2 separate regions of the Homo sapiens genome follow, and region 1 is linked to region 2. The links are chromatin contacts, found by Hi-C in ENCODE. All regions are on one chromosome and are shown on one strand. The core of a region is the stretch at or near the end of the contact, and the rest is flanking DNA. Distances in the headings are between cores, read along the strand shown.

Region 1 (6,598 bases), core at 3,557-6,056, 120 kb before region 2:
TATATTTCCTAATGCTATCCCTCCCTCCTCCCCCCACCCCACAACAGGCCCCAGTGTGTGATGTTCCCCTTCCTGTGTCCAAGTGTTCTCATTGTTCAATTCCCACCTATGAGTGAAAACATGCAGTGTTTGGTTTTTTGTCCTTGCAATAGTTTGCTGAGAACGATGGTTTCCAGCTTCATCCGTGTCTCTACAAAGGACATGAACTCATCCTTTTTTATGGCTGCATAGTATTCCATGGTGTATATGTGCCACATTTTCTTAATCCAGTCTATCATTGTTGGACATTTGGGTGGGTTCCAAGTCTTTGCTATTGTGAATAGTGCCGCAATAAACATACGTGTGCATGTGTCTTTATAGCAGCATGATTTATAATCCTTTGGGTATATACCCAGTAATGGGATGGCTGGGTCAAATGGTATTTCTAGTTCTAGATCCTTGAGGAATCGCCACACTGTCTTCCACAATGGTTGAACTAGTTTGCAGTCCCACCAACAGTGTAAAAGTGTTCCTATTTCTCCACATCCTCTCCAGCACCTGTTGTTTCCTGACTTTTTAATGATCACCATTCTAACTGGTGTGAGATGGTATCTCATTGTGGTTTTGATTTGCATTTCTCTGATGGCCAGTGATGATGAGCATTTTTTCCTGTGTCTGTTGGCTGCATAAATGTCTTCTTTTGAGGAGTGTCTGTTCATATCCTTCACCCACTTGTTGATGGGGTTGTTTTTTCTTGTAAATTTGTTTGAGATCTTTGTAGATTCTGGATATTAGCCCTTTGTCAGATAAGTAGATTGCAGAAATTTTCTCCCATTCTGTAGGTTGCCTGTTCACTCTGATGGTAGTGTCTTTTGCTGTGCAGAAGCTCTTTAGTTTAATTAGATCCCATTTGTCAATTTTGGCTTTTGTTGCCATTGCTTTTGGTGTTTTAGACATGAAGTCCTTGCCCATGCCTATGTCCTGAATGGTATTGCCTAGGTTTTCTTCTAGGGCTTTTATGGTTTTAGGTCTAACATTTAAGTCTTTAATCCACCGTGAATTAATTTTTGTATAAGGTGTAAGGAAGGGATCCAGTTTCAGCTTTCTACAGATGTCTAGCCAGTTTTCCCAGCACCATTTGTTAAATAGGGAATCCTTTCCCCATTTCTTGTTTTTGTCAAGTTTGTCAAAGATCAGATGGTTGTAGATGTGTGGTATTATTTCTGAGGGCTCTGTTCTGTTCCACTGGTCTGTATCTCTGTTCTGGTACCAGTACCATGCTGTTTTGGTTACTGTAGCCTTGTAGTATAGTTTGAAGTAAGGTAGCGTGATGCCTCCAGCTTTGTTCTTTTGGCTTAGGATTGACTTGGCAATGTGGGCTCTTTTTTATATCTCAAAATAATAAGAACTATTTATGACAAACCCATAGCCAATATCATACTGAATGGGCAAAAACAGGAAACATTCCCTTTGAAAACTAGCACAAGACATGGATGCCCTCTCTCACCACTCCTATTCAACATAGTGTTGGAAGTTCTGGCCAGGGCAATTCAGCAGGAGAAGGAAATAAAAGGTATTCAATTAGGAAAAGAGGAAGTCAAATTGTCCCTGTTTGCAGATGACATGATTGCATAGCTAGAAAACCCCATCATCTCAGTCCAAAGTCTCCTTATGCTGATAAGCAACTTCAGCAAAGTCTCAGGATACAAAATAAATGTGCAAAAATCACAAGCATTCTTATACACCAATAACAGACAAACAGAGAGCCAAATCATGAGTGAACTCCCATTCACAATTGCTTCAAAGAGAATAAAATACCTAGGAATCCAACTTACAAGGGATGTGAAGGACCTCTTCAAGGAGAACTACAAACCACTGCTCAACTAAATAAAAGAGGACACAAACAAATGGAAGAACATTCGATGCTCATGGATAGGAAGAATCAATATCGTGAAAATGGCCATACTGCCCAAGGTAATTTATAGATTCAATGCCATCTGCATCAAGCTACCAATGACTTTCTTCACAGAATTGGAAAAAACTACTTTGAAGTTCATATGGAACCAAAAAACAAATTGTACACTTTAAACATGTGCAGTTTATTGTATGTAAATGATGCCTCAATAAAGTTATTTAAAGTTATGAGTTTCTGTTCATGGAAATACATATTTCCTTTTTAAAGTCAAATTCTCGGGGAAGGGTCCTAAGCTTCATTTGCTGTTGGATAGCAGGGAAAGCAAGCTCATTACAGGCTATCATGGGTATTTCCTGGGAATGATTATGCAATCCATAAATCTGAGCTCACTTCCTCATGGGGTCTTGCTCCACAGTCCTACTCTCTTTTTCAGGAGGTCACCTCTTGATGTCTCTAAATTAGCAACTTTAGGGAGCTATTGCATACACTCTATTACTGAACTCCAAGCTCGATCACAGAATCTTCCCTCAGTTCTCTTTAGTAACAATGTAACTTTTCTGAAGGCTTCAGGACTAACAAAGTTGGAGAAAAAATTGTTTTACATTAATTGTGAAACAAAAATCTTGAAATTGAACATGGAGTTTCCATGTGTGGGATGCTGCAACTGACGTCTATGGCCTATAAAAGCCAATTATTAGATATTCAGCAATCTTTCAAGCTAGTGGTCAAGCATAGCTGTTATTAAAAATTAAAGTACATACATTTAGAACTAAATGATATTAAAATCAGAGACAATGGATATTCTAAACTCATCACTTCTTACATCCACTATGATCTATGCTCTTGGGGTTTGCATCTCTTACAAACTCACATTCCATGACAGCAGGTTGGCATCTTGAAATCAGCCATTGTGGGAATATTTACACCGCAGAAATGAGCTAATAGTACAAATAGAGGCTTAATTTATTGCTTTGTTGACGAGGAAGTGATGGAGAAAGTGTTTATAATGCAGATTAAAACTGCATTGTGTCTCTGGTCATTGTATTGTGAATAGCACCAAAAATTGAGAAACTATTATTTCAGTATTTGAAAACTATTATTTGATTCAATGCCTAAGTGGCTTGGGTAATTGACAAACCAAAGTTCTGAGGAATATTTTTGTTGTTTCACTTTTGTCTTACTCACTAAACAATACCAATCAATATTCATACTGGAGTTATATTCACCCATCAGTTGCAACCACAGGTTGGCTATACAAGAGTTTAACAAAAACTGATAACAGAATTCTATTGTATATTCTGTTATTATTTATAATTTTGTGCTATGTAAACATTATGTCAATAAAATTTATAATAAGCTTATATACATAAAAATATGCATCCATTTTTCACAAAAAAGCCAGCAGCTAAACATTTAGAAGTATACTATTAGGCTGCTTTCACAGTTTATAAGCCCAGATGCTATGCAGAGATTTTCTTCTTGAGTATTTTTGTCTTGGCAACTTCCTGTCACTTGGTTGCACTTACCAGTTTACTTCCCTGTAATAGGACTTGCTTGGCCCTGAACTGTAAACAGTGAAGAATATTTTAGTCGCATTTCCATAGCTAGTCACTACCTAGGAGAGTCTCTTCAAATAAGGCAATACCTGACTTTGAAAATGGTGGTTTTTCTAGCTTTAGTTTTTCAGTTGCAGCAGGAACTCTGTTACCTAAGTTAAAATACCAAAGGCAGAAACTATGTGAATAAAATTGATAGATTTGCCACGTTAAAAAGCGGTGCTTCTATAGTACGGAAAACATCATTAACGAAGTTTAAAAACTAAAGATTAATAGGAAAACATGTTCAATAACTATTTCAAAGGATTGTTGGCTTTAAAGTATAATTTTTACACTTCTGTAAGAAAACAATAATACCATGAAGAATAAACAGGCCAAAGTCATGAACAGAAATTTCACAAGGAAATTCAAATGGCAAAAAAAAATACAATAATAACCTCACCAGTAATCAAAACAATTAAAATTAAAATAAGATACATTCACTTTTAAATTTAAAGATTTTTAAATGATTATCTGGGAGAATGTATTGTGGGGAAATACAGGGACTCTCAAATAATTCGATAGGAGTGAACTTGCACCCACTTTCTGGAGGACTTTTTGGCAGGACCCTTCTTGTCTCTTGACCTCACAGTTCTACTTTAATAATTCATTTAAAGGTAATATTTAAATACATGTGGAAAGATGTAGCTAAAAAAATATTTATCACAGCTTTGTTTATAATAAATTTTTAAAAATAACTTACATGTCTAATAAGAATGAATCAGTTATTTACACAGATACAGAATCCTAAGCAACTGTAACAATTATTTAATGAAATATTATTAACTGTCATGGAATGACTTTAATGATATATAATTGTGGAATGAAAACAGCAGATGTAAAACTATGTATAACATGATCTCACACTTGATATAAATATGATTTTATATATACAATTATTTGTGTATATGTTACATACATACATATACACATAATGCATAAGATCTTAAAGGATATACACCAAAATGTTAATTGAGCTTTTGTTTCAGGTGGTTTTATTTTCTTCTTCGATTCTTTTCTTATTTGTATTTAATTGTTCTACATTGAGCATACGTTACTCGTACAATAGAATTTAAAAACCCATCCCTACACTATCTCAGCACTTTATGAGTTTCATAATCAGGTGATTCAAGGACTTGTTAGTACTCAGATTCTTGGGAATTGCAGCTGTCCTGCCTAGAGATGCAATTGGACGTAGCTCAGCAGGATAAGTACAACCTACAAGGGCACTCCTGGAAGGAGGAGAATTCCCTGTGTTTGCATTTTTTTCTGGCTACACAAATGCTGTGCTGACTTAACAGCCCACAGGTGGCTGTTCTCTTCTGCCTCGGTGTGGAAATGGAAAGAGAGACTGACTAATTTTACTGAATCATTTTACTAGTTATGTGACTGTGGGTTTGGTTACCCACAGGCATTTCTGCTGCAATTGGTTAGCCTGGGGGAAGTTTTATTTTAACATGTTCACAGAGGCTTTTCCTGTCCAAGTGAATGGTTGTGAATGACAGCGAGGGAGACTACACCCTCTCACGTATATCCATATACAAGGATTGGGACAGCCTGACCTTCTGGGATTATATCCTTTTTTTGGCATCTCTGGGTAAAAGGCCTTAGGCTTCTAACTTCAATGTTGGAATTTTGACTACAGGGCAATGTCTCATATTTCAAGCATCTCTGTAGCCTACCCTTTACAACTATCCTGAAGAGACCTCTATCCATCTGCCACAAAAAAGACCTAACACCGAGGTTGCTTCTGGAGTTAAGAGCCTGGAGTTTGCTGCCTAAGACTATGGGAAGGCTACTTCCGCACTTAAATGTGAAGTGACCCTTGGTAGGATCTGTGTTCAGTATCCCCATCATTTCTTCAGTTGAATCTATTGACAAAGGCATCATTAAAAGCAATCAACTTACATTTCATTTTGATGACCTTGTAAACAAAAAATAAAATCCTAAGCCCCCACCATCTGAACAGGCCCCCTCTTGGCCAAGGGATTCCAGAAAAACCTAAAAACTGAGTTTCCAGCCATGACCCATGATGGGACAGGAGGTCAAACATACTCTGTTAACCCCTCTCCTTTTTGCAGTTTAGACATAACTGACCAGCATTAATGTTAAAATAGAGACCACAAGACTGACAGAACAGACTCTTTATGACAATAGACTATCAAATTATAAACAGGACCTAAGGCCATGCCATGCAAGAGTTAAGTCACATGCCTGCACTAAAGAATAAACTGTGTTCTAACCATGCCACAAGGCTTTTCTTTAGCATCTAAACAAGCACTGGTCTTGAAAGAAGCAATATTAAGACAATTTTCAGCTCACCACCATACACTCACTGACCTCACTGTTTTACCTGCCATAATTATAGCTTTGATTGGACAAGTGACTGATTTCAGTAACTTTCTTCTGATAAGAAGACCACTGACCATGGACTGGCTCTGGTTGGTTTACAGAGGCTGTGCACTGACTGGAATTCCTTGTGTCCTGAAAAGACCTTTAGATGGATAGGGACTAATTATAATACATTTAAATATTGTCCCTACTCCAAGGTGAACTTTCTTCTTTCTTTCTTTCTTTCTCTTTCTTTCTCTTTTCTTTCTTTCTTTCTTTTTCTGTCTTTCTCTCTTTCTTCTTTCTCTCCCTCCCTCCCTCCCTCCTTCCTTTCTTCCTTCCTTCCTTCCTTCCTTCTTTCTTTCTCTTTCTTTCTTTGTTCTATATATGAACGTGGGTCATATGTAACATGCATGTTTGTTCAATACACATGCGTCCGGACCACCTTCATGAATATTCACCTCCTCTCGTAACCTGTTGAATATGTATGTTTAGCCAATGCACTCAGCATAAAGCTCCTACCCAATCTCGTTTGAAGGGCCTGTGCTTCTCAGCCTGCAGGATGACCACTTTGAAGGATGTAACCTTTTTATTAAAAAATAAAGTTTCCTATTCTAAATTTATAATTTTATAATTTTTTTTCAAAGTTAGCAACCTATACTGGACTTCAAAAATATGCCAAGAGCGGTGCTAGATGCTGAGAATAGAAAAATAAGTTAGACAAAGCCCTGAACTCTAGTGATATACAGTCCACAAGAGAATTTGCATGAAAAAATAT
Region 2 (7,396 bases), core at 3,537-6,036:
CAGCTCCTGGTAATATATTTTCATAAGTGAATAGTCACCCAAATTGTAAGTGAACAAGAGCTGGAACCTCCTATTTCACTATTTTGCTGATGTCACTTCCATTAGCATACATTTTAAAATTTGTAATTAGGAAGGTTAAAAATAACTTGAAGCCAAGTTTATTAAAATGTCTAACATATCCTAAATTACAAGACGTATTTCCTATTTACTTTACCTCCTTTGCTACCAAGCTTGCATCTTAGCATGATTTCTTTCTCATGAACTTAAATCCAACTAGCTAAAAGTGGCAATCTTTTTGATCACTGAAGCCAGGCTCTATATTTCAGCTCACGTGCTCCATAAATTATATGCAATATTTGACCCTGTTAATAACTCTTCTTCTTGCCATTCCTTTGGCTTCCTTGACTTTGAACTCTACTGGTTCTCTTCTTCCTCCTCCTCCTTTTTTTCTACTCTCTCGCTGACTGCCTCTAAAAGTAAATATTTTCCAAAAAATAGGGTACAATATATGGATACTTCCTCAGGTTCTCTCCTCAGGTCCCTCCTCTTACTTCTGACTCTCCTCATCAAGAAATGACCTCTATCCCCACAGGCTGGAATCCCTCATTTGTTACCTAGGGAACCAGGCAATCACCTTTTACACACTAAGTGAACCAACCAGACCAAAATAGCAATGCAAAGGCTTTGAAAACTATATTGTCAGCTGAGCACGGTGGCTCATGCCTGTAATCTTAGCACTTTGGGAGGCCAAGGTGGGAGGATCACCTGAGAACAGGAGTCCGAGACCAGCCTGGCCAACATGGTGAAACCCGGTCTCTACTAAAAATACAAAAATTAGCTAGGTGTGGTGGTACACACCTGTAGTCCCAGCTACTCAAGAAAATATTCTAATATATGGCAGAGTGATGACATTCTTAATATCTATATTCATATATCAGTGCAACACAGAAGACCTCAAATAAAAATTAATGAAGAGCATTAATAATTTCCCAAAGAAAGACCACAAATGACCAATGCATATATGAAAAATTCTCAACTTTGCCATAAATCAAAGAGAGGAAAATTAATAATAAACTTCCATTTTCTGTTGAATAAATCAGCACCTTTTTTTTTTTTTAATTACTACTTAGTGTTGAGAAGTTTCTAGGAGGGGGGTACCTTTCTTACACTGCTACCTTAAAAGTGTTACATTATCCTGGAAAAAAATAGGACGATATTTTGCAAAAGCCTCAAGAATGCTGATTGTTTAACCCAGCAGTTTCATTCCTGGGACTTGGTCCTAAGGGGAAAAAAAAAAAAAAAAAATATATATATATATATATATATATATATATATATATATATATCCTATTCACAAGGTTGTTTATTGAAGTATTATTTATAATTGCAAAAAACACAAGGAAATATAACTTTTAGCTAATTTATTTCACTTAGGAGGTCTTTCACCATTATTCTGCACTGAACATTTCTACTCAAAAGTAATACAGGTATCACTCCTGCCTCTGTGATCTAATGGCCTTTTCTATATAGTGCCAGGGTTCCCTTTACCTCATTGACCCCAAACCATAATTTTACTTCCTAAAATTTACTTCTAGACTAGAACTCTTGGGGAGAGTGAATCATTGGATCTCTGGAGTCTCCATTTCTGAATTATGCAAGAATGGTTTATAAATGATACTAATGAGCGCTTACATCCATCAAAAATCATGATAGGGACTTCATTTAATATGCTATTTAATTTAATGATTACAAAATCTTATGCTTCAGATGCTTTTATTATTTCCATTATACAGATGAGGAAACTCAGGATTAGCAGATAATTAGCCTGTCAGTTTCATGCACCTATTAAGTGGCAAGGTTGAGATATAAGCCCTGGATCACCTTATTTTGTGGCTCAAACTCTTAATAATTATAAAGACATTGCCTAAAGGATTCATCATATCTAATGAATATTAGATAACTATGTGCAAGGTACTGTAGTAAGTGCTTTATATGTATCTGTTCATTTAGGCTTCACAGCTCTGAGATAAATATCATTATTATCTCCATTGTACAGATGAGAAAATATGCACAGCACAAAACATATGTTGCCCAAGGCTTATGTCAGTATGTGGCAGAGCTAAAATAAAGCCACATGCATTTCACTTTGCTGCCTTGTGAAGCTCCTACCATCTACATAATGTTTTGATAATAATTTATAACATATGCTTAATTCATTCACTTTCTTTTAGAAACAAATCTTTCTTTGACAACTCAGTTGCTAAAATACAAGATGCTGGAGCAGCAGACACAGGAAACAGGAAAAATGCCACTTCTAAAACATGAAGAGCTATATTTCTTCCTCAACAGCCAGTGAATCAGTTCCATCCCCTATCATATTTAGCATATTGAATGTCCCACTATATAGTTGGACAATTGCAGTTCCCAAACATGGCCAAGATGATTTCATCCTCTGCTCTTTTGTCGGAAACTCGGTCTCCTCTTTATACTTGAACATGAAGTCATTGCAGTAGCCTGCCAATCCTACCCTCTCCTCACTACTTCAGAATTTATAGAATCTCTGTCTTGCATGACCTGGAATAACAACAACTCAGCACCTGCTCTCAAAGTGTTAAAGTGCCCAATGTTCTCACCAGAAGGAAATTTGCAGCATTCAGACATGTCACCTAGGATGAAAAATAGATTCAGTAAGGTTTTACATTCAAAGTTCAAAACTAACAAGGTTTGATTACACCCTGGACATCTGCAGCTTCAGCAACTGCAGGAAAGCAGTTGGTAAAATATCATTATGACGGTAATACAAGGTGTGAGTGGGTAAGAGAAAACCCACAGCATGATGTGGATTTTCTGTACAAATATAACAACACCTTAAGATTACAGAGATTACTCAAAAGAAATACTTTCCTTTCATTCTTTATTCTTTAATTCAGTAATTCAACATTTATTTGGTACCTATGGTATGTAAGACACTTTTCTAGGTACCAGAAATATGAAGCTGAATAAGATACATTCTTCAAAACCTAGTTCTTTAAAACCTAACATCCTATAGGGAAGAGTGATAGTTAATCATCATACACATTATAAATGCTGTGGTGGACATCTGAACAGAGAGTTTTGAGGGTTAAAGAATTCAAATAGTGATCAACTCCACTTTACAAAGTCAAAAAAGATAACAGAGGGAATTTCAGAACAGGAGAATTGCATGTAAGTATGCGTAAAAGTATGAATAAGACTGTGTTCTGAGAATTTTGAGTAGTTTAGTGTACCTGAAGGTTAAGGGCAGGAAGTGAGAGTAGATTAGAGCAAAAGAGAAATATGATGCCTATTAGTGATGTCAAGGGATATAGAATTGATCTATGCATTTCTTATGTTTTCTTTCTTTCTTTTTTTTTTTTTTTTGAGATGAATTTCACTCTTGTTGCTCAGCCTGGAGGGCAGTGGTGCAATCTCGGCTCACTGCAACCTCCGCCTCCCGAGTTCAAGCGATTCTCATGCCTCAGCCTCCCGAGTAGCTGAGATTACAGGCATACGTTACCAAGCCCAGCTAATTTTTTATATTTTTAGTAGAAATGGGGTTTCTCCATGTTGGTCAGGCTGGTCTTGGACTCCTGACCTCAGATGATCCACCCGCCTTAGCCTCCCAGAGTGTTGGGATTACAGGTGTGAACTACCGTGCCTGGCCAAGGATATACTTATATATTATTTGTGTAATAGATATAATCAAACAAATACATATAGAGTAGAATAGTTTAGAAAAGAAGTGAAAGAGCAAAAGGAAGACTACAAAGTATGGCAGACCCTAGACAAACCATAAATGAGAATAGACAAATAGAATGTGGTGGAAATTCTGACTTTTTCTAAACGAATATGAGAGTATTCTAAATGTAACCAAAGACAGAAATCAGTGAGTAGATTACCATAATACCAAAAGTACTTCAAAAAGGAGGAGATTGCAAGGTGGTGGCAGGAGATGGCATGGGGAGGATGCTAAGGGGCTTGGTTGGGTTAGAGTTGATAAAGGCAGAGTCAAATGGACTGGAGAGGTTTTTGTCTCTTCTTAGGTTGATGTTTCTCCCTTTGCCCTGCATTGCAGGTTGTTTCTTCCTCTGCCTCACTTAGTTTTGGATAAGTCCAGTATTTTCCTTTTTTCATCCTCAGTGTTACTCTTCTTTCACTTCTCCTGCCTTTATTCTTTTCACCCTAGCTTCTTTTGTTCTCTAAGGCCCAGTCAAGATGAAGCTTCCCGCAGCCAGCTTCTGTAGCACTTACTTTAAACCTCTCTCATAACATATGGTTTCCTGTGAACTCCATCAAGGCATAAAAGGTTTTAACTCTATATTTCCCAAACTGGTTTGTGTAGCAAGTCTTCAATACATGTGTGTTCAATGGAAGAAAGGAGGAAGAATAGGAAAAAGAAAAGAAAGCTTTTTCTCTCACAGCTGATTTTTCTATAGAATTAGAAATTTGATAGCAATATTGATATTAAATTTGAAAGCATTATTTTATAGCAATAACGCAATTGTATCTTTCCAGTCATCTTACCCCAGACATGTAGGATGTGAATCAGAGGTAATATATTTCTCCTTCTTAAAACAACAACTCCGAGACAATATGAGCTTTTTAAAAGAAGGGAACTATCTGAGAAACAAATGAACAAAGAGAAGGGGGATAAAATGGTGAGAAGAGTACTGCTTTGCTCTGGGAATCAGAAAACCCTACATTTCTGCCTTGACTTTGCACTAAGTAGCTGTCTTGAGTACTGCACTTCATATTTCTGAGTCACAGTTTCTTCTCTTGTAAAATGAGGAGTTTGGCTCAAAGTTCTCCAAATTGTTTGATTATGTGGCAGAAAGTAAAGAAGAAGAGAGTGCAGAGCTGTGACTCGTCATTTCCGGAGGGAAAGGAAAGCACAGAGGAATGTGTACTCTTGGTGTCCAGGTTCAGGCCTCCATCCTGATCACTAATTTTTGAGTTTGTCCCTTGAACTTTTACCTGTTTTCTTTTTATGAGACAAAACTTATATTTTAGATTCTGTCTTTGCAGTTTCTCCTCCTTCATACTGAAGCTGGCAATAGAAGACAGTGAGTGAGTAAGAAGTGTCTTAAACAAGAATGGCTGGAAACAGAGCTCTCTCCCAGGCAGGGTGGTAATGCCAGCAATTCAAAGAAACTAAGATGTGGCATCACAGGATGTCTCCAGTTTTTGGGGATCATGGACCCTCATATCTTGGCTTTCAAAAAGTGAATGGTAGGTGGCTGTTGACTGAGGCTTTCTTAGAAACATAATTTCATGAACTACTGGAAAGAGACAGGAACTTAGAGTCTACCCAGTGGAAAAAGAATAAATAAATAAATAAATAAATAATGCCCAAGAGCTTAAAAAAATGATAGCAAAGTTTACAAACTTGCCAGATAAGGGAACATACCACCAGTAAAATAATTCACTGAGAACTTTACTCAGGGGGTGGGGGGCAGGGGCAGGGTTTTTTTTTTTTTTTTTGAGACAGAGTCTTACTCTGTCAGCCATGCTGGAGTGCAGTGGCACAATCTCAGCTCACTGCAACCTCTGCCACCCAGGTTCAAGCGATTCTCCTGCCTCAGCCTCCCGAGTAGCTGGGATGACAGGCACCTGCCACCACGCCCAGCTAATTTTTGTATTTTTAGTAGAGACGGGGTTTCTCCATATTGGTCAGGCTGGTCTTGAACTCCTGACCTTGTGATCTACCTGTCTCAGCCTCCCCAAGTACTGGGATTACAGGTGTGAGCCACCGCGCCTGGCCAAGGGTCAGGGTTTTTAATGCTAGGAAGAGGAGGTCCTTGGTGGTTGGGTGAATGAAGGATTGAAAATTAGCACTCTAGATAAGGGAGAAGTGGTCTACAGATCTGTACACAGTTGGGCAAAATGAGCTCCATTGTCTTCAGTTAGGTTCAATAGAGTCTGGAGTACCCAGATCATTCAAGTCCATGGTCAAATCAGCTCCACTTGATTTGACTCAGTTATGATGAAACGGTACATAGTTTTGCTATTTTCTAGGTGAGTTTTCACATAAATGCAAAGTTTTCTTTTAATACAATCCAATCCCATCATTTTAGAGATGGGAAAACCAAGACAAGAAATGGAAAAACACTTGCCTAGTTTGAATGATTCCACATTTGTGTCAGAAATCAGCATTATTTTATCTTTGATGCTTGCCTGTTACTTGAGCTTGATAACTTTACAGCCCTGCCTCAGTTGAAGTCTTACCTCCTTTGTAAAAGGGGAACCTAGTTTGTAGTCTCCTTTTGTAATTTCAAGGGAATATAGAATTGCAAATAAAAATGAAGTGGGCTGCTACAAAAAACAGTGAGACTCCGAATTATCTAGGTTACTTAAAGAATAGCAAGACAACCACGTAGTAGGGCCACTAGAGGGAAATATCAAGCTTCAAATGGGCGACTGGACAATGTGCCCTTTAAAGTGACTTCTAATTCTAATGTACAATGGTAGAGGAACCATGAGTATTGTATCGTTACCCTCACTGTCTTCTCTTCTACCATAAACATCTTGAGAGAAGAAATAATGTCTTATTTACAGTTCCCTGAAATGTAGCAGGTGTCCAATAATACCTGTTAAATAACAGAATGAACATAAAAACTGTGAAGCAAACAGTTGGAGATCCTTTGGAAGGACATCTGTCAAGACTAGACTATGTTATGGCTCTTTATTTCCCTTTCATTTCAAAGAAGCTCTCAAAGTAATGTGATCTGAAAGAAAAAAAAAAAACAGCTAGCAACTTGCTCATCTATTACAGCTTTGTAATTCTGTTAGAGGAGAAGTGAAGCAATGGTTATATTAAAAAGCCCAGAAATAAGCTTCAATACTTGGCTCCTTCAAAGGATTTTGGGGTTGGGGGATTGAGTTTAAAGAAATTGGTTCTGAGGAAAATGCACTAAAATTAAAATCTTCAAGTTATAAAATGCCTTAGAGATAATATTGTCTTCCTCCATTTTAGAAATGAATAACTCGAGATGTCCAGGTGAAATACAATTTAACTAAAGTCTCCACATTTCTAGGTCTTACAAATTCAGAAATGTTAGCAGTGAATATGAGTACAGGATATAATCCTTCCTAAGATAAGAAAGATTTATACCCTTCTTTAGTGCCTGGGGAAAGCTCCTTGATTATAAACAGACAGTTGGTTGCTGAAGAGGATGCAGTTCACACACACTTCTGACACTGAGCTTATTCACTACAATACCTCTGTGTCCTAGAAACAGCTGTTTCATCTCCTCTGGCTCTGAGGCTACTTCCTGACCTATCGTCTCTCAAAATCCACCTGAGTTCTTATCACTGTACCCTTTTGCTAGTAAAGATGTGGCTACTGATAGGGGTCAATGCTGCAGGGGTTTATGGCCAG

The links. A loop is a pair of places that touch in the nucleus more often than their neighbours do. Pooled maps may share reads with other maps.
Region 1: a map of PC-3 shows a loop between it and region 2 (2.8-fold over the local background). The contact joins two enhancer-like sites. A Hi-C loop is called at or near these places in 1 of 168 maps with a recorded cell type or tissue (PC-3), 11 of 37 single-sample maps with no recorded cell type and 10 of 50 pooled maps.

What each region holds. Positions count from the first base shown.
Region 1 is chr3:189,559,190-189,565,787 of GRCh38, forward strand. No RefSeq gene overlaps it. Among named protein-coding and RNA genes, the nearest start is that of TP63, 69 kb to the right of the region's middle. Within about 2 kb of position 4,807, at least 3 of the 41 ENCODE cell types and tissues checked have a DNase peak (open chromatin) inside an H3K27ac peak, as active enhancers do; they include PC-3, where a contact is called at or near this core.
Region 2 is chr3:189,681,250-189,688,645 of GRCh38, forward strand. All of the region lies in intron 1 of TP63 (tumor protein p63), which reads left to right. Among named protein-coding and RNA genes, the nearest start is that of TP63, 54 kb to the left of the region's middle. Within about 2 kb of position 4,787, at least 5 of the 41 ENCODE cell types and tissues checked have a DNase peak (open chromatin) inside an H3K27ac peak, as active enhancers do; they include PC-3, where a contact is called at or near this core.